2 separate regions of the Homo sapiens genome follow, and region 1 is linked to region 2. A link is a loop called in an ENCODE intact Hi-C map of the cell type or tissue named here. Cell type or tissue: IMR-90. All regions are shown on one strand. Each heading gives the region's core, and the rest is flanking DNA. Links, peaks and the distances in the headings are about the cores only.

Evidence for each region. Hi-C counts contacts between places; a loop is a spot of excess contacts. Peaks named below come from ENCODE experiments on the same cell type or tissue, not always from the same donor. Only the 100,000 strongest peaks of a DNase experiment are listed, where the experiment ranks them.
Region 1: it touches region 2 in a loop (14-fold over the local background); 13 of 110 quality-filtered maps call a loop at or near these places.

The regions. Positions count from the first base shown.
Region 1 is chr9:13,029,582-13,040,356 of GRCh38, forward strand. It overlaps the pseudogene LOC100130801. Among named protein-coding and RNA genes, the nearest start is that of SNORD137, 62 kb to the left of the region's middle. RefSeq lists an enhancer at 7,988-8,504. In IMR-90, for the core only: a CTCF peak has its summit at 4,799 (motif pointing right); no DNase peak of the experiment used is centred there; H3K27me3 peaks cover 280 bases.
Region 2 is chr9:14,764,046-14,774,121 of GRCh38, forward strand. It overlaps FREM1 (FRAS1 related extracellular matrix 1), which reads right to left. Exons shown (of 37, transcript NM_001379081.2): 26 at 6,560-6,761; 27 at 5,679-5,823. Among named protein-coding and RNA genes, the nearest start is that of CER1, 46 kb to the left of the region's middle. In IMR-90, for the core only: a CTCF peak has its summit at 4,662 (motif pointing left); no DNase peak of the experiment used is centred there.

The sequences.
Region 1 (10,775 bases), core at 2,773-7,772, 1.7 Mb before region 2:
AAACAAATAAATAAATAAAAATAAAATATATTTAGTGAATCGGATACTATCATAGGTGGAGAGACAGTAAAAAAAAAAAAGCAAGATAGAATGTCAGGTCCTTTAGATTTAATATTATAGAGTAAAAAAGCAACAAACATGTAATGGGAAAAAAAATCATCACATCAAATTGTGATAAGCATTATAGGAAAATAAAACAGGATGACGGCACAGGGAGGAATAGCCACTTCAACCAGGATGGTGAGGGAAGACCTTTTTAATGAGCTGGCATCAGAAAGCTCATCAGAAATTGACCTGGGACAATGGCTGGGCAGAGAATGTGCAGGGCAGGATTTCCTCAAGTCTAGGTTGTAGAACTCTGGCATCCTGGGACATGTCTAAAAGTGATAAGAAAAAAAGAACCTTTTCCATAAATTTCCCATGTGGAGATTCATAATACACATTAGCAAATTAGAGATGCTTGAAAGTCCACAGTAAGGAGAACCTATTCAACTCAATGCTTCTCTGACGTGCCTGAACATGATGGTTGTTTTTTGGGGTTAGTTGTATATGTCTGTGTTGGGAGTCATTGGGGAGGAGAGGCCAGTTGTACTCTAATAATATCTCTACTACTGGTTTGCAAAATGCTGTTCATGGCAAACTAAGAAGTTTGAAGACTCCAATAGAATAAAACCTGAATGGAGCCTCCTGTAGTTGTGCAACATGTTGGCCTGTTTAGAGTTTGATCTATAATAAATAAGAAGCCATTTTAATTTTCGTACAGGAAACATACAGGGTAAAAGTGTCTGTTTTGATAGTGTTACCCTGACAGTGATAATGCTGAGTAAAGTTAATGAAGGAAAGAAAACACAGAGTAGTTGGGAAAGTATTGCTCTAGCCTAGGCAAGAATGCTTGAACCTCAACAACAGCAAAGGAAATGAACAGCCAAGGGAAGATATGAAAGATTACTAAAGAAGAATTTGCCAAACAAGAGAAATTGCCAGATATCTGGAACATGGGAAAGATACTAAATATTGAGTTGGAAGCAGTGGGTTGGTATTAAGGTGATAAATCAGAAATAACAACAAAAAAGTAAATAACATTATAACAAGCAAACTGAGGACAGGCAAGGACAGCGGATGAAATGGCAATAAGGATTGAAACAAAATTTTGGTTATGATATGAATAGCCTAGAGTGAAAACTTTAGGAGTTTATTACTCATTTTATAAGGAAGCTACTAAAGCTTTCTTAGTAGGGCATGGGAAGATTAGCAGTATATTTTTGTAAGCTTTGTTGGGTACCAGTGTAGTTTAGAATTAACTGGAGAAGGGAGACAGTGGAGCAGTGTCTAAGAGACAACAGTGGGAAAAGGAAAGAGGAGAGACTCAAGCTGTTTCACTGCTAGAATATGGCAACAGGCAGGGCCAAGTTTATAGCAAGCACTCACAGGTACAGAAAAGTCAAGCATGGGCCGGGCGCGGAGGCTCACGCCTGTAATCCCAGCACTTTGGAGGGCCGAGGCGGGCGGATCACGAGGTCAGGAGATCGTGACCATCCTGGCTAACACGGTGGAAAGCCCATCTCTACTTAAAAAAAAAAAAAAAAAAAAAAAAAAAATTAGCTGGGCGTGGTCGTGGGCGCCTATAGTCCCAGCTACTCGGGAGGCTGCACTCCAGCCTGGGCGACAGATACTCCGTCTCAAAAAAAACAAAACAAAAACAAAAACAAAAACAAAAATCAAGCATGATAATATTGTTATCAAAATATCAGAATGGAAAGAGGGGGAAGGCAGTCAAAGTTAAGGGTGGAGGCAGCAGGTGAATCAGAACAGATTCTCAGTTCCATCTGGAACAAGTTAAGTTTGAGTAGCTGGTGGGTTAATCAGGAAGACACATTCTGCAGACAGCCAAAGCTGAAGGGAGATGAAGATTGTAGAGACAATTAGGTTATCACTGAGGTTAAAAGTACCAAACAAGACTGTCCTGCCTCCACGACTTACTCTCTGTGTGACTCTGTGAAAGTTACTTATCTTTTCTGTGACTCAGTTTTCTCTCTCTCTTTTTTTTTTTTTTGAGTTGGAGTCTCACACTGTTGCCCAGGCTGGAGTGGAGTGGTGCAATCTCGGCTCACTGCAACCTCTGCCTCCCAGGTTCAAGCCAGTCTCCTTGCCTCAGCCTCCCAAGTAGCTGGGATTACAGGTTCCCACCACCACGCTCCGCTAATTTTTGTATTTTTATTAGAGTCAGGGTTTCACTATGTTGGCCAGGCTGGTCTTGAACTCCTCACCTCAGGCAATCCTCCCACCTCAGCCTCCCAAAGTGCTGGGATTACAGGCATGAGCCACCGTGCCTGGCAGAAAATAACATTTTAATTTTGTCATCATGTTTACATAAGTTCCAATTTTTTTTAGGTCATGTAAATATAGAGCAATTTAGGCAGAGAATAATTTCAATTATTGACCACAAGAATTGTTTGTTTGTTTGTTTTAAAGAAAGATTTTTTTCTTTTCTCTCAAAATGGTACTGTGACCATAAAGACATTTTCCTATAAATTCATAAAGAAAATAAAGATAGTTTGGTGCTTAACACTCGAGACACCTGGAGGTAAAATAAATAGTTGCCAAGGATTGTATTTACAATTATATTTTATATGAAGTAACACATGGTCTTATTAGCTTCAGTTTAATATAATTCTCCCTGCAAATGTCAGTGGAAGTGAAAAGAATCTTCCAAAGAAGCTGAACCGGAAGCCGATATGCTTACAAGCATGGGCGTTGGGTTGTGTTTTGATTTGGTAGGGAAAGTAATGGAAAACTCTGGGCTTCCTAGGTCCCTCTTCCTTGACGTATAGGCCACAGTGATTTGGCAAAAGCAGAACTGAAGCAGAACTTTCTGAATTTTTTCAGCGGTAGTATATGACCCCATTATACACACCAACTGTGTGGGCTGAGCACGTGTGAGCAATGGAAGTGAACAACCTAACACAAGATGAGACAAGGATGATTTAGTGAAGAGTCGCAACGCCTTGAGAACATAGCCATAAAGCAGGTTTATTTTCCCAATCATTGTTAACAAATATGCTCTGCTCATTAAGATCACATTTTTTTTTCAAGCTTGTTAGCTCATCTGATCATATAAATTTTCACTTGTTTTATGTCATTAGAGGAGTTCCTTTTTCCCGCTCCGGCGCCTCATTGTTGGAGCAGGGCCATCTCCACATGGGACTTCAGGGAGGGAGGCTGCCGCTCTCCCTGAACGCTGCGATCGCTGAGGCCTAGAGGCTGGGTATGAACACAAGTGTTCTTCCAGCTTCCTACTACCTGCTGTTTTTGAGTCTAAAATTATCAGAGATTGTTCATATTTATTCATTTATTTTTGAGATAGAGTCTCACTCTGTCGCCCAGGCTGGAGTGCAATGGCACAGTCTCGGCTCACTGCAACCTCTGCCTGCCGGGTTCAAGCAATTCTCCTGCCTCAGCCTCCTGAGCAGCTGGGATCACAGGCGTGCGCCACCATGCCCAGCTAATTTTTTGTATTTTTAGTCCAGACAGGGTTTCATGAGGCTGGTCAGGCTGGTCTCAAACTCCTGACCTCGTGATCTGCCCACCTCGGCCTCCCAAAGTGCTGGGATTACAGTCATGAGCCACTGCGCCTGGCCCTAATATTTATTATATGCATGACCCTGAAGTGGCCAGGAAAAGCTGAGATTGGGAGGTAAACCAGACAAATGAAACTATAACAGGGCCAGGATTAGAAATCTCCTCCCAAATTCCCACTTCATGGCTCAACTACTAACTAAAACCCTGGTGCTCCTCTGAGCAATAGGAAGTTAAGTAAATTTTCCAAAGCCATTAAGAAAGCTATGCTTGTTTAAACTCTCAGTGTAACCTGAAATAGTTTGAAACAACTGTTTAGAAAAAGTGGGGAATAAACGCTATAGAGGGAAAGTAGGAAATAATAACATAGATAAACAGGCAATAAACAAGAAAATGGCTTTTGTATCAAAGACAGACAGAAAACATTTTTTTCTTGATGGTTCACTTTCCACACATGGAAGTTAAGCTTAACAAAAGAAGAACTGTTTTCTGTCTTTCCCATCTTTATCTGTATCCCTCGGCACCAACAGTAGTACCTACCACACAACTGGCTCTCAATAAATAATTTGAATCAATGAATCAATTGATAATTTTGGCCAGATTTTTAAATAGATTATGGACAAAATTGATACGAGTAATAGTGATACAGCGGTAGTACCTGGCACATAATTGGCTCTCAATAAATAATTTGAATCAATCAACCAATTAATAATTTTAGCCAGATTTTAAAGAGGTTATGGACAAGTGATACAAGTAATAGGATCAACACAGGTTTTCAATACAATAATTAGATTATAGCACTGAACGTCTCTGTCAAATATTAAATGCTCTCATTTAGCTTCCAGATGTTCTTTTCATTCCTGCATTAGAATATTTATCAGACTGCTGTAGCCATTTGTTCACATGTCTGTCTGCCCCACTAGACCACCACGCCTGCCTTTCTCCTGCTTGTATGTGTCTGGCACATAGCGTTCAATAAATATTTGATGAGTGAAGGAACAAATAATAGGTACCTGGAGAGCAAACATTCCAGATGCGTTACTAATTGAGATGTCAGAAATCCTTCAACTTTTCGATGAAAAAACAACCGTAGGGTAATATGCTTCTCAAGGTTTCTCAGGCCCGATGAACGATTTTGGTTTATTTTTCCATTCCTCAAATGCAGTGGCGGGGAAAAACGCGTTTCTTCCGCTGAAGTTACAGAGATGAGCACATGATGGCGCTCGCGCTGCACCGTAAACCCAGAAGCAGCTGAGCAGTGTGGATCCCTGGGCTCCTCCACGTCCCTCCCTCTCCTCTTCTGCCCCCATTCTTCTGCTGTTTCCCCTCCGATCCTCCCTCCTACCCATCCATTCAAGCTCCATACATATTAACAGTTGCCAAGAAGCTGTCAGAACGGAACTGGGGTACTGTCCACCTGAAGCTGGTATTTTCTTTGTTCTGTGACAGGCCAAATTCTGTGTACTCCTTTTTTTTTTTTTTTTAGAAGAACATTTTGAATGCTGTTTAAATTGTGTATCTGTAGTTCAGGATAGTTATTTTTACTTTGCCCTTCATTGGCCCCTGCAAGTACCTATCCTTCCTAAGCAAAATAACCAAGAGAGCAAATGGTGTCCTAAGTCATTATAATCCCCTCAGCTAGGGAAATTGAAACCTAAGCCTTTGCCAACATATACAGAAGAAGTAGACAGTTACAGACGATTGCTACGTTCAGTGCAGATTGGAAAAGTTGGAGAACAAAAATAAGTTACATGATAATCACTTACCTGTTAAGAATTAAAAGTGAGTTTAGAAAGTAGATAACTAATGCAGTTTTAAAAAATGGAAAGAGTAGCCCGGCATGGTGGCTTGTGCCTGTAGTCCCAGCTGCTACAGAGTCTGAGCAGGGAGGATCACTTGAGCCCAGGAGGTCGAGGCTGCCGTGAGACATGATCACGCTACTGCACTTTAGCCTGGGTGGATGACAGAGAGACCCTATCTCAAAAAAAAAAAAAAAAAAGAAAGAAAGAAAGGGAATGGGGATAGAAGTTTTTAATTCAGTCTTTAAAGTGGGGTTTTCTTTTCTTTTTGATTGAGGCAAGCATTATATACGAGGGCTTGCTCCAAGGTTTATGTTTTGTTATAATTTACATTTAATAAAGTGTATTCATTTAAGGAAATAATCCAGTGAGTTTTGACAAATGTGTATACACTAATGTAAAACACTGCCACAATCAAGACGCATGACTTTTCCAATGCGTGAGAATGTTTCCTCATGATCTCTCAGGCCAGTCCCTGCCCTCACTGGTTTCTATTACCTGAGAACACTTCTACCTGACTTTGACCTTCATGTAAATGGACTCACACAGTATACATGCGTTTTTTGTGTCTGGCTTCTTTTGCCCAATATATTTTTGATGTTCATCCACACTGTAGAGTGCATTTGTACTTTATTCTTTTATTGCTGAATAGTGTTCAACTATATGAACATAATTTTTTATTCGTTTTCTTCGTAAATCCTTAAAATGTTTCCAGTTTTGACTACTATCACTAAAGCTTCCATAAACATTCTTATATATGTATTTGTGTGGATATATGCTTTCTTTTATTTAGGTGAATACCTAAGAGTGGAATTGCTGGGTCATAGGGAAGTTGTAGGTGTTTAATATTACAAGACACTGCCAACATTTTTCAAAGTGGTGGTGTTCCTTTCCTAGGAATTCCATAACAAAATACCAAAAACTGGGTGGATCAGAACAAGAGAAATTTATTCTCTGAGTTCAGGAGTCCAGGAGTCCAGTATCAAGGTGTTCTCAGAGCCACACTCCCTCTGACAGCTCTAGGAAAGAATCCTTCCTTGCCCCTTCCAACTTCTGGTGGTTGCTGGCAACCCTTGGCATTCCTTAGTTTGTGGCAGCATAATTTCAATCTCTGCCTCAAGCTCATCTGTCTTCACTTGGCCTCTTCCCTGTATGTCTCCTCTGTGTCTCTGTGTATCAATTTCCATCCTCTAATAAGGACACCAGTCATTTGATTTAGGACCCATTCTAAACCAGCATGACCTCATTATAACTTGATTACACCTGTAAATATCCCATTTTCAAATAAGGTCACATTCTGAGGTTCCAGTTAGACATGAAGTTGGGGGACACTATTCAACCCCATACAGTGGTTGAACAGTTTTACAATTTCCACCACATGTATGAGAATTCCAGTTTCTTCACATCCTCAGCAGTGCTGGATATTGTCATTGTCAATTCTAAAATTTTAGCCATTGTTGTGTGTGTGTAGTGGTACCTCATTTGGGCTTCAAATTTCAATTCCCAGATAACAATTGATGTTGAGCTTCTTTTCATGAACTTGGCCATTTAGGGATCTTCCTTTAGAAAAGTATCTGTCTTTTGCTCATTTAAAAATTAGGCTATTTTTCTTCTTTTAAATTGATTTTTAGGAGTTTTTTATGTCATTTTTAGGAGAGATAAATCGTTTGTCGGATACATGTATTGCAAATACTTTGTCTCCCAATCTGTGACTTCACTTTTCATTTCCTCTTTTTTTTTTTCTTTCTGAGATGGAGTCTCACTGTGTTGCCCAGGCTGGAGTGCAGTGGCACAATCTCGGCTCACTACAACCTCCACCACCCAGGTTCAAGCCATTCTCCTGCCTCAGCCTGCCAAGTAGCTGGGATTACAGGTGGCGATCACTGCAACCTGGCTAATATTTTGTATTTTTAGTAGAGATGGGGTTTTACCATGTTGGCCAGGCAGGTCTCAAACTCCTGACCTTAAGTGATCCACCCCCTGGGTCTCTCAAAGTGCTGGGATTACAGGTGTAAGCCACCATGCCCGGACCACTTTTCATTTTCTACAGTCTTTCAATCAATGGAAGTTTAATTCAGGTAAAGTCAAATTTTTAACTCTTTCCTTTATATTTATTGCTTTTTGTGTCCCCTCTGAGCAATCCACCCAAACTTAAAGCTGCAAAAATATTGCATTTTCCTCCAGAAGCTCTATAGTTTTACGGTACCACAATGATTCTAAGAGACCTGCAGCCCTAACCACATAGCTAAAACTATAATCTATCCTAAACTGATTTTTGCATATGCTGTAAGAATTAAAGTTCATTTTTTCCCCACATTTGTGTAGTTGTTGTGGCTCTATTTGTTGAAAAGAAACTTCTTTCTCCATTAAACAGCATTAACTGAAAAATTGTTGACTGTTTACGTTGTGTTGAAAATTAATTAATGGCATATATTTTGTTCCAACCATCTCCTTGCCTGCTCACGCCATATTGTTTAGGTTACTATCATTTTATAGTCTTAAAGTCAGATAGTGTGAGTCGTCCAACATTGTTCTTTTGACGGGTAGTATCGTCTCTTATAGATACTTTTCATTTGCATGTAAATTTCAGAATTAACTTTTCCGTTTCCACCAAAAAAGAAAAAATACCTTTTTGGATTTCACTGGGATTAAATTGAATTTATAGTAAGTAGGCTTTTTAATAGTTAATTTGTAAAACCCATTTCTTGCTCAGAAAGCCTCATCTTCTAATCTTATTTAATTTTCCCAAAAGTGTCTTGTTTTTGAAAAATATGTATAAATGTCTCAAGCCAGATCAGAACCTATTTTGAAAATCTTGGAAATCATCCAATCCATTTTAAGCAACTCTGCCTTGAAAAAAGAAACTTCTTCCCGATAATTTAAGTCTGTGGAAAGATTTTTCTGACATTAAAAAATGTACATACTTGGAGGGAGGAGCCAAGATGGCCGAATAGGAACAGCTCCGGTCTACAGCTCCCAGCGTGAGCGACGCAGAAGACGGGTGATTTCTGCATTTCCATCTGAGGTACCGGGTTCATCTCACTAGGGAGTGCCAGACAGTGGGCGCAGGCCAGCGGGTGCGCGCACCGTGCTCGAGCCGAAGCAGGGCGAGGCATTGCCTCACTCGGGAAGCGCAAGGGGTCAGGGAGTTCCCTTTCCGAGTCAAAGAAAGGGGTGACGGACGCACCTGGAAAATCGGGTCACTCCCACCCGAATACTGCGCTTTTCTGACCGGCTTAAGAAACGGCGCACCACGAGACTATATCCCACACCTGGCTCGGCGGGTCCTACGCCCACGGAGTCTCGCTGATTGCTAGCACAGCAGTCTGTGATCAAACTGCAAGGCGGCAGCGAGGCTGGGGGAGGGGCGCCCGCCATTGCCCAGGCTTGCTTAGGTAGACAAAGCAGCCGGGAAGCTCGAACTGGCTGGAGCCCACCACAGCTCAAGGAGGCCTGCCTGCCTCTGTAGGCTCCACCTCTGGGGGCAGGGCACAGACAAACAAAAAGACAGCAGTAACCTCAGCAGACTTAAATGTCCCTGTCTGACAGCTTTGAAGAGAGCAGTGGTTCTCCCAGCACGCAGCTGGAGATCTGAGAACGGGCAGACTGCCTCCTCAAGTGGGTCCCTGACCCCTGACCCCCGAGCAGCCTAACTGGGAGGCACCCCCCAGCAGGGGCACACTGACATCTCACATGGCAGCATATTCCAACAGACCTGCAGCTGAGGGTCCTGTCTGTTAGAAGGAAAACTAACAAACAGAAAGGACATCCACACCAAAAACCCATCTGTGCATCATCATCATCAAAGACCAAAAGTAGATAAAACCACAAAGATGAGGAAAAAAGAGAACAGAAAAACTGGAAACTCTAAAAAGCAGAGCGCCTCTCCTCCTCCAAAGGAACGCAGTTCCTCACCAGCAACGGAAGAAAGCTGGATGGAGAATGACTTTGACGAGCTGAGAGAAGAAGGCTTCAGACAATCAAATTACTCTGAGCTACGGGAGGACATTCAAACCAAAGGCAAAGAAGTTGAAAACTTTGAAAAAAATTTAGAAGAATGTATAACTAGAATAACCAATACAGAGAAGTGCTTAAAGGAGCTGATGGAGCTGAAAACCAAGGCTCGAGAACTACGTGAAGAATGCAGAAGCCTCAGGAGCCGATGCGATCAACTGGAAGAAAGGGTATCAGCAATGGAAGATGAAATGAATGAAATGAAGCGAGATGGGAAGTTTAGAGAAAAAAGAATAAAAAGAAATGAGCAAAGCCTCCAAGAAATATGGGACTATGTGAAAAGACCAAATCTACGTCTGATTGGTGTACCTGAAAGTGATAGGGAGAATGGAACCAAGTTGGAAAACACTCTGCAGGATATTATCCAGGAGAACTTCCCCAATCTAGCAAGGCAGGCCAACATTCAGATTCAGGAAATACAGAGAACGCCACAAAGATACTCCTCAAGAAGAGCAACTCCAAGACACATAATTGTCAGATTCACCAAAGTTGAAGTGAAGGGAAAAACGTTAAGAGCAGCCAGAGAGAGAGGTCGGGTTACCCTCAAAGGGAAGACCATCAGACTAACAGCAGATCTCTTGGCAGAAACCCTACAAGCCAGAAGAGAGTGGGGGCCAATATTCAACATTCTTTAAGAAAAGAATTTTCAACCCAGAATTTCATATCCAGCCAAAGTAAGCTTCATAAGTGAAGGAGAAATAAAATCCTTTACAGAAAAGCAAATGCTGAGAGATTTTGTCACCACCAGGCCTGCCCTAAAAGAGCTCCTGAAGGAAGCGCTAAACATGGAAAGGAACAACGGGTACCAGCCGCTGCAAAATCATGCCAAAATGTAAAGACCATCGAGACTAGGAAGAAACTGCATCAACTAACGAGCAAAATAACCAGCTAACATCATAATGACAGGATCAAATTCACACATAACAATATTAACTTTAAATGTAAATGGACTAAATGCTCCAATTAAAAGACATAGACTGGCAAATTGGATAAAGAGTCAAGACCCATCAGTGTGCTGTATTCAGGAAACCCATCTCACGTGCAGAGACACACATAGGCTCAAAATAAAAGGATGGAGGAAGATCTACCAAGCAAATGGAAAACAAAAAAAGGCAGGGGTTGCAATCCTAGTCTCTGATAAAACAGACTTTAAACCAACAAAGATCAAAAGAGACAAAGAAGGCCATTACATAATGGTAAAGGGATCAATTCAACAAGAAGAGCTAACTATCCTAAATATATATGCACCCAATACAGGAGCACCCAGATTCATAAAGCAAGTCCTGAGTGACCTACAAAGAGACTTAGACTCCCACACATTAATAATGGGAGACTTTAACAGCCCACTGTCAACATTAGACAGATCAACGAGACAGAAAGTCGACA
Region 2 (10,076 bases), core at 1,838-6,837:
GGGACCTGGTGGGAGATAACTGAATCATGGGGGTGGTTTCCACCATACTGTTCTTGTGGTAGTGAATAAGTCTCACGAGATCTGATGACTTTACGAGGGGTTTCCCTTTTCACTTGGCTCTCATTCTCTCTTGCCTGCCACCATGTAAGACTTGCCTTTTGCCTTCTGCCATGCTTGTGAGTCCTCCCCAACTATTTGAAACTATGAGTTCATTAAACCTCTTTTTCTTTATAAATTACCCAGTCTCAGGTATGTCTTTATTAGCAGTGTGAAAGCAGACTAATACAACCATCGAAAATATTTTTCTCCCCAACCTTACTAACATCATCTGTCACACACTTGGAAAAAATTGCTAGGCTAGATGATCCTCACATGTTTTCTCTAGCCCTGACTTATTCTGGATTCTTTGACTATTGTTAGGCTTTATTAGCATAGAGAGAAAGATGGCATTGATAAATGAGCATTCTAACATAATTCATAATTTCTTAAAACATATGTATGCTATTTTCTAAGGCATGCGTGTAATTCTTAACATTTGGCATTTTCTGGAGATGGTATTCGTTGCCACAACTGGGAAGAGGATGGTGCTGGCCTTCAGCTGAGAGAGGCCTGGGGTGCTGCTGAATGTTCTGCAGTGCTCAGGAGACTCCCCTGTGACACCGAATGGTCTGTTTCAAAATGCCTATAGTGCCAATGTTGAGACACCCGGTCCTGGAGTAATAAATATGTTCTTTCTGATATTTTATTTTCTAGCTACTTGATTCATTTATGATGAAACAAGAAGCTGAAAGAAATACCTGGAGTTAAATCACCAGTTTAGGAATTGGGGCATTAATCCAGGTTAACAAGAGTCTGTGAAAAAGATATTTAGCCTGTCTATGCCTCAGTTTCCTTTCTTCCTATAATAATGTCATTATTACAAAATGCAATAATGATAAGTCTGTACTTCAAAGGGGTTAAGTGAACCTTCATGAATTCTCATTAAGTATTTTGAGCTTCTCAGCAAAAGGTTTACAGAAGCTAAAATTGTGATTAAATTACTATCCTTATAACTATATCTTCATTTATAATCAAGTAGCATGTGACAAGAATTCCTGAAAATGTTAAAAAAATATTTTTTCAAGTATCCAATCTAAGACTTCTCAATTCATAGATGATGCTATTAAACTCCGTAATCGAATGCTATGAACACCTGTGTTTTCATTTTTCTCTTTTTCTCTTGATAATGGGGAAACAGTGTTTAGCCAAGAGGCAGCATAGTGTGCACCCAAAACAAGTGCTTTAGAATCAAGCACACCTTGTAACCACTGATTAGTATGTGATTTAGTGTGTGATTACGGTCAGTTACTCAGTCTCTCTGGGCCTCGGTTTTCATTATCTTAAAAATGAGGAGAATTACACTCATGTAAAATGATTAAAATTAAAATTAGTTAGTATGTATAAAGCACCTGTACACAGTGGGTGCCCAATAAATGCTATTTTCCTTCCCTTCCTCTGTGCTTTCCTAAGATCTAGTCTGAAGACAAAAACCTTAACTCCTGGCTTGCAGGTAATGTGCAGGTATTAGCTAGCCAAACACCTTCCCCTATCAGGTGTTTCATAAAAGCTGCTAAACATTGCAACGTTTGCCTGATGGAAATTCCTTTTAGTCTTCTGTCCCTTCTCTTTTAAAGCCAAAAATGGACAACAGAACAGTTAGAATGTGAGTTGCCAGAGGGAGGTGAAGAATCAGAGTGCAGAACCGGAGAAACAGTCACTGAATTATCAAAGACTTCTGCATTCAACATTGCTTTTGAAGTTCACTTTTCTCCAGTGGGCACAAGAAAGAGGTCCACGTAGAAGCTGTATTAGGAAAACAACTTTGGTCAGAAGTTGGCCACATTCTGTGGTCCACAAAAGTGCTTTTCATGAATGATGTGGGTCCTGTGTAACTTAGTTTGGGGCTTCTGCGGATCATCTTGGAGATTCAACTTGGACTAGAAAACAGGCACAAGCTTGTCAAGGGGTGCAGCCAGGGGGTGAGGCAATAAGATGCGCACTCACTTAGGTCTGGAGGTCAGGGTTCACTCTCCAGTGACTTCAGGATAATTACTTAAAAGCCTTGAGCTTTATTTCCTTATCCTCAGAGGATTGTGTTTTGCAGATAAAATTAGACAACTCATGAAAACACTTAGCACAGTGCCTGAAATGTAGGCACTTAGCTAAATCTAAATCTTTACGCAAATTTCCAAGGATATCAGCATTATAAAATAATTTCTATTTACAATAAAGTGACTCCCAGATGCATTCCATGAAAAATTGGTTCCCTGAGCTATTCTGCCTGTGTGTGGGGTGGCAGGTAGAGAGAGGTGATTCTATAGCCCAGTTGGGTTGAGGTTTGCTGCGTAGGCTTCATTTCTGAGAGATTCCCAATCCACACGCACATCTCGATGATTCCAGGATGTGATGCAGTTAAACAAGCACGCAAGCTAGCTAGCTGGCAGTAACTTGATGAATCTCACGAAACAAGCATTTCCTAATGCTTTTTAGAGTGGAGCATCTATTCATCCTTCAGGACTCCACAGGAATCCTGCAATAGCCAAAACTGACCAACAGTCAAGATTCTGAATTTTCCACTGAACATGGGTCCTTCCCGTGCTCTAAAACAGGTCCATTTCTGTTCCAGATGGCACCCCGCAGTCCCTTGAGCTTTATCACAGAGGTTTCACCCCTTCAAATATGGGGAATATGAATCTATTAATCCTGTCTAAGCCAAAGAACACCACAAAGTTCCACAGCGTTTAGCTCATTGATTAATATGCATATTGACTGTTCACTTTGTGATTCATCCCAGGATCAATTTCTAATTAGAGGCAGGCTTTCTAATCCACCAAATGTTTCCGGGATACTTCTTCAGTCAATTATTGTACCTACATGAATTAACTACAACAGTAATCACCACAAGTTGCATTTGTTAAGGAGTTTAAATACACAAGATGCTTTCATATACGTTACACATTTCTTTTGTTTTTCTAAACAAATTGTAGTATCGCTCCCATTTTACAGAAGAGATAACTAAGGCTTGAACAGTTACTAGATGAAGGGCAGAGCCAAAGCTCAAACCTTGTCCTCTAGCTCCAAGTTCGGTGGTTTATTATCTATAGTATAAATTCTAGTGTGTTAGATACGAAGTGCACACTAATATAGAGATCTATAATGTACATGTTAAAAAATCCCACTGAACTTTAAGGTCCTATATGAGTAAGTATTCCTTCTTTCTTGCTTGGGTGGCCAATGTCTGAAGAGAAAGAAGAAGACAAGTCTGGTGTTCCATTCCCTTCAGGCCAGATTAGCACAGTCCTTAAAATGGGCAAGAAGTTCTTCAGTGTGCTGAGAAAAATCATGCACTCTAAAGCTGCATTTCCACTTAGAAAAGTCACTTTCTAGCTCTGTCCTCAGTTTTCTCATCTGTAAATTTCAGATTATGATGGTACCTGACTCATAGGTGGTTCTGATGATTAAATGAATAGCAATGAAATAGAGCAAACACCAATTATATTGCAAATGGCTGTAATTTATATTGTACCTGTAACTACGTTCTGCCTGGCTGTCTTGGGAAGATGAACCACTATTCATAACCTTGCTTTTTACTGGAAAATTGTGCACCTAGTTCCAATAACATCTGCTTACAAATGGGGTTGAGGACAACTATACCGTTCAAAAATGATGATGATAAATGCTGAGTAATTTTACCCCCCCATCGCTTATAAAGAAAATAGCCTAATATATGTCAGAACCAAATAAAACTTCTCTCTATATTACCCCTTGGTAGGCATATGCCACAGCATTTTGTTCAGTCATGAACAAATGAACAAATTACGTCAAGTTGAACTGGAAACATCTCCAGCACAGACACATGAAAGTTAATAGCCAACAAAAGCAGGAGGATATTTAAATGGCCTCATTTAAGGTTATAATTAAATTAAGCAAATTTTGCTGTAATTCTCATATGAATTTGAGAGTATATTTAAAAATATAAATCATCTTCCAAAAGCAATGTCCTTGATAGTGACAAAGATTGAAAGGGGCTATGGGTGAAGCAGTATCAGCCTAGCATCATTACTGGGGGAAGAAAATCCTCTGTCAGCTACACTGCGCTCACACATGGAGGACAAGAGGTGAGCATTAGGTCAGTAGCAAGTCTGATCAACATTCCTATGTTTTCTTACTTGAATTATTTTTAAAATGTTAAAAAAAAAAAGTGAAGTCCACGTATTAACATTTTTGGAGCAGGTTTTTTTTTTTTTTTTTTACATTTTCTTGAGAATTGGAAGATATTTGTCTGACATTGCAAGTACTTGACATATTTTCCCATAAAGATTGTGATCCTGGGAATTATTTGTCTTAGGCAAAGACAGTTTAATGGGTGGAGGTCATATGTTTTACATTTTGTAATCTCGAGATTACATTTTAATATCACGGGCCAGGTCTACTTTGCTCTAACCTATTCCCCAGCTCCTAGTACTGTGCACCTGGCATATAGTAGCCACTCGATAAAAGTCTGTGGAGTTAATAAATCTGGGCCAGGCTCTGCATTTTATCGAGGCAACGGAGTGGGACGCTGGGAATGTGTTTTGCTAAGAAAAGGAGGCTAGCTTTTTTCTGACAATGACTACTGTGACCTCTGCTGGTCAGATTTTAGAACTACAATTCAGGATCCAAAAGAAAATGCAAGAATTCTGAAGACTGCAGAGGAGTTTCTCAGCTTTCTTTTCTTAATCTATACTCCATCATAAAAGGAGTATAACAGAGCACAGAGCTGTATCACTTATGATGCTTAGTATGACTAGGATATGGTGACTACTAAAACAAGGATAAGTGAACAACTTTTCTTTGGGGTTTCTGGGAGGGTATCAAAAACAAACAAACAAAATGAACAAACAAACAAACAAAAAACAGCACAGTACCAGAATAACTGGACTCTGACCGACCTTTCTATGACTATCTGTTAGCTGGTAAGATATTCAAGGTCTACATTCAAGAAAAGTCTAGAGTAGGGACCCAGTCAGTGAAATTGCTGTGGTCTGTTAATCTCGTTAATTTTGAAGATTTGTTACTCTTGCTATTTTGAGGGTCATACCCTTTATATACCTTCCAAAGTCTAGTTTCCTCTTTACATTATATTTGTCTTACATGGGATAAGTTTATCACCTTATAAACATACTGTCAAGTAATTGTAATTTTCTTCATAAGAGAAAGAGAAGATGTTTGGCTAACTCTTCTTGACTACCTCATTTCCCCGACTGCAGATATTTTAGAAGGCTATAGTTGCTAACACGGTCCTAGAGTGACCTCTTGCTGCACAATTGCTACATGAACCTGCAAACTCAGTGTTGGATGCTAGTGAATTGGTAAGACAGAACCCTCCCTGTGTATAAAAGTGTGTACCTTGACATGCATAATATGAACGTCAACTTAGCTTTTTAATGTTTCTGTACTCTGTAAAGCTACTGGCTTTCCTATTTTCAAGCAGTAATAAAAAGAAAATTCATTCTCCAAAATAAATTCCATGAGCTTGTGAAATGGTCTATTAATTTATCTTCTTGGGTTCTGTTTTAAAAAGAACATTTCACTTTCCTAATATTCAGATACATTATGGATGTAACATATAGGACTACTGAATAAGCAAGAGAATTTACATTTGAGGAGTGGCCGAGTTCCCTGTGGGGTCCATGATTTGAAATTCCACGGTATCTGAATTTACTTCCAAAGATGGGTTTATGATGTAAAGAATAGTCTTACTGTTTAAGTCCTTTTGGCTAAATTTCTCATGGATAAATTCACCTAAAAAAAGAAATAAATGAATATCATGGGTAATCAAACAAAACATTAAATAAAAGCTAATAAAATTGTATGGCTATTTTATTTTAAACACAGCTTTAAAAAACAGCTAAAGTACATTTTAAAACAAGAAATTAACATTACTGTAACTATCTTAAAACTCAAATGCAGCGAGCTTAAATTAGGCATTAAGTTGACTGCTTCAGAAATATTTGCCTTAAAAAAATGAAAATAAAGAGAAGGAGAGTAGAAAGATACAGTAATAAAAATCTGTAACTTGGTGCCATCCTGTTTAATGATGTATTATGATCATTGTGCTCATAAAGTAGAAATAATATACAATCCAGAGAATCCATTAGGAAAAAAACCAAGAACTTTTAAAAAAAGATCTGACATCATTTAGAGTCATTTAGAATTCATGACAGAATAAAAAATTAGTCACAAATAGGAAATTTGGTCCTGATATTATGTTCCTTTGAATATATTATAATCAGCTGTTGAGAAAAAAAATATAAATAAACAGTTGTATATCAGTATTTGGTTCTTCCAGTCAGGATAAATTTAGGAAGGCTCAGCTTCAAACCCTCTTTAGGAGCAATATTGATTTATAAACTGCATCTATCAGTAAGCCCTGGGGAGTGTTTACCAAATGGGCCTGCACTTAATTAAATTACTCTCTAGCCCTGCCAGCCACTGGGTATTTTAAAATGGCAATTGTAAGGATTAAGGAGGCCAGTACCTGTTGTTGTGTTCTCCAGATGTCCATGTTTTGGGCCTTGTAGAATTTTAAAGATGATCTGATCGTCCTCAGTGTCAGGGTCTGATGCCTTCAACACGCGGGAAGTGATGTAAATCCCGTAGCAGCCATTTTTCAGGAGCCCCACTTGAGAAGGGGAATGCAAGAGTGTGATACGAGGAGCTGTTTTGTCCAATTGGTCTACCTGGATCATCAACAATGACATAAAATGTTGTCCAAAGGCCCCTCACCCCCATGCAACGTTGGGCTTTATTGGTTCAACAATGACACACTGTCCCACGTTTTGGATTCCTTATACTCCTCACTAGTGGATTCCTGCTAAAGACAGTCCTGTTCACAACAGCCTCAGCAAATATCACAGTGCTTGGAACAGAGGCCAATTTTCCACTGTAAACCTTGACTCCACTTTATCAATTTGTCTATTGCTTGACTGCCACTTAGGATACAAGTTCCGAGAGGGCAGGCGTCAGGTCTTTCACCGCCATGGATTCCCTGCACTTGGCACAGTGCCTGAACCATAATAGAAGCCCAGGGAATGTCTATTAAATGAATACACTAAAATTGACCCAAGAATTCTAGAGCAGACTTCATGTTAACTCCACAGAAGAACTTCTCCTATTTTCCTGGTATTTAGTGATTTACAGACACAAAATTGTGAGGGTTTACAAATATATAGAAATTTTTTTGGCATGTCTTTTTTCAACTGGCAAAAATGTTGAATAAAAATAGAGATACCTCAGTAAGGAAAAAGTGAAAGGTGATTATTTCTAGACATTTGCATATTTCTTTCATTGAAGATGAGAGCCAGGTAGCTGAACAGGTGGACCAGATTTGTGAAGATGGTGGATGACATCTTCACAACCTACACTGTAGGTTCAAACACAACAAAGGACCTCGTTCAGTCTGTACGGAGCTCAGTGCATCTTGCATTTGCAAGATGACTGTTGTAGGTTATGGATGGAGCAGGTTTGGATGGATTAGAACAGATCCACCACTGATACTAGAAAACATGTACAAGAATCTTCATTCCCCTCACTCCTAATCTCTCGGTTCTTAATTTCATTTACACCAACCTGATACTACTGTAAATCTTAGTTTGCCCTAGCAAAGTAAAGAATTCTTGTCAATGATAAGACCATGTATATTTTTGTGTATTATGATACAATGAACTACTCTGTAGCTATTCAAAAGAATAAGGGAGAAAATGAATTGATGATGAAAAATTTCCACAATTTTGTGTTAACTGAAAAACCCTAGCAAGTTGCAGAATAGAATTCGAATATAATTATAATACTATTTTTGTTAAAAATATATATTTATCTATACATAATGTTTGTATAGACATAGGCAAAAATCTGGGAGCATTTGCACAAATGTGTTCATTTCTTTTGGGGTGGGGAAAGATTACAACTCCTCCTCTGTTTATTTCATGAGAAATTTTGTCACAACCAACCATTTTTTCCTCTCAAATTGGCAAGATTCTTAAAAAAAAACAGAAATAATTATAACTCATGATGATAAATATGTGAAGAAACAGATATTTTTATATTTTGCTGGTAGGGGTGCAAAACAGTGAAAATTTTTCTGTATCTTGCAGAAACAGATATGTATGCAAAAATGATTAGATATATATTCACCAAAATACTATTTATAATAGCAATTTACAAAAGGAATGAAAAGTCCACCAGGGGATTTATAAACCATCTCGACCTGAGACTGAGTTCCATGCAGCCTTTAAAAATCATGTTATCAGGAATATGATTAGTTATCAAGAACTATCAGGAATAGTTAATGACATAAGGAAATGTTCATAACACATGAAGATGGAAACAGGCAATATGCATAAAAAATAGTATATATAATATCATCCCATTTCTAATTGAACAAAATAAAAGAAAGCCACCAACAATAGGTTTTTGAGTGGTATGGTTGTCAAGAATTTTTTTTCTTGTAGTTTATGAATTATTTACAATACATAGTTATTTTATAAACTGAAAAAGCAACTGACATTTTCAAAAGTCACAGTCATTCTTCTCCTCTCCTGAAGAGTATGGGTGGCAACTTTCAAAGCAATGAGATTGGGTATTAAATTGTCATTGTGGCCCGTGAGGGAAGAAGCTCCCACAACCAAGTGGCCAGTAAGAGAGATGGTTAGTGGAAGAAGAGGAAAATTAAAGTACTTCTAAGCCATATAAGAAATACCCAGAGTTGATACTAAATGAATAGTTGAATGTAGATGGTTGTTTTATTTTGGTTTTGGATGTTATAATTCCTTAAAAATGAAAGTGTTACAAAAGTAATAAATGCCTGTCGTGATCATGTGTTTTTAAAAGGACATCTAAACTCTAGCAACACGGTCCCGTCATGTCTCTGGTCACATTAAAATATATCCTAGATCTTATTCAACTTCTAGCTTTGTCAAAAGTAGATCTTCTGGCTTAGTATCCCAGAAGCATTTTTAAATATTGGGTTGCAAGATTTTTTTTTAAAGAAAGCTCTGTCCCCTGATAACTTGTGTTGTATTTACAGAAAATGCACAGAAAGCAATGGCATCACATTTTTCTCGCTCACCTGACCCCTTTAAAGGAGAAGTACAGGTTGCATCAGTTGCAATAATCTTGGTCAGACAGAAAAGATTTCCTACCAAATGAATGTCAGGTTGTGCCTGCTGGTATCAGTCAAATACACCTGTGTGTTGCAGCAGTTTTGCCCTCAATTACTCAGGTACCACCAGAAGAATAGTTTACCCATAGTTGGGAGACTTATTTGGGACAGTTTATCACTCAACGGTGATCAACATCCATATTGTCTTGGCAGAAAAAGCTCTTGAAGGCAAGACACTGAGTGTCATCTCTCCTACACTGCTGGTGGGGTCAGTCACTTTCTAAAGCCTCTTGACTTCTCTGCTCAAAGAGACTGAGGGTTCTGGGGAATTATGGGAGGAATTTTGAAGCTTACCTTGTGGGGTTTTTACACGTAATGATTTTTTTTTTTTTTTGCAAGGAAAGCCTTATACTTTTGACAAAAAAAAAGAAACTTTACAATATATGTCCAACATTTTCCTATCAGTAAATTCCACAACTTCCAATAGATAACTCTCTTACAATAGCCATGCTCTTTAAGATGAGTGTTGGTGTTGGGAAAGACCTGATTCAAGTTCTGGTACTTTCCCCAATCTCCATCCTCTTTTCCATCTGTGCTATGGAGTGTAGGAAGGAACTCTAACATCTGCACTCAGAATTTAGAATTCGTATGAATTTGCAGCCAAAGAGACCCAGAAAAGTATCCCTGGTTGGACAGTACAGAGACTGGTATCAACCTAGGTTAGGGGAGTTAGGAATAAAAAAAAGACACTAACAGACTGAAAAGGGAAAGTGACTAAGATCAATTAAAACATATGATAAAAATAAAAACAATAATTTTAATACAAAGTGCTTCTTACTGTGTTCACGATGTCAATATCTTCTTTCTTCTCCCAGTGCATTATCATTTCTTTGCA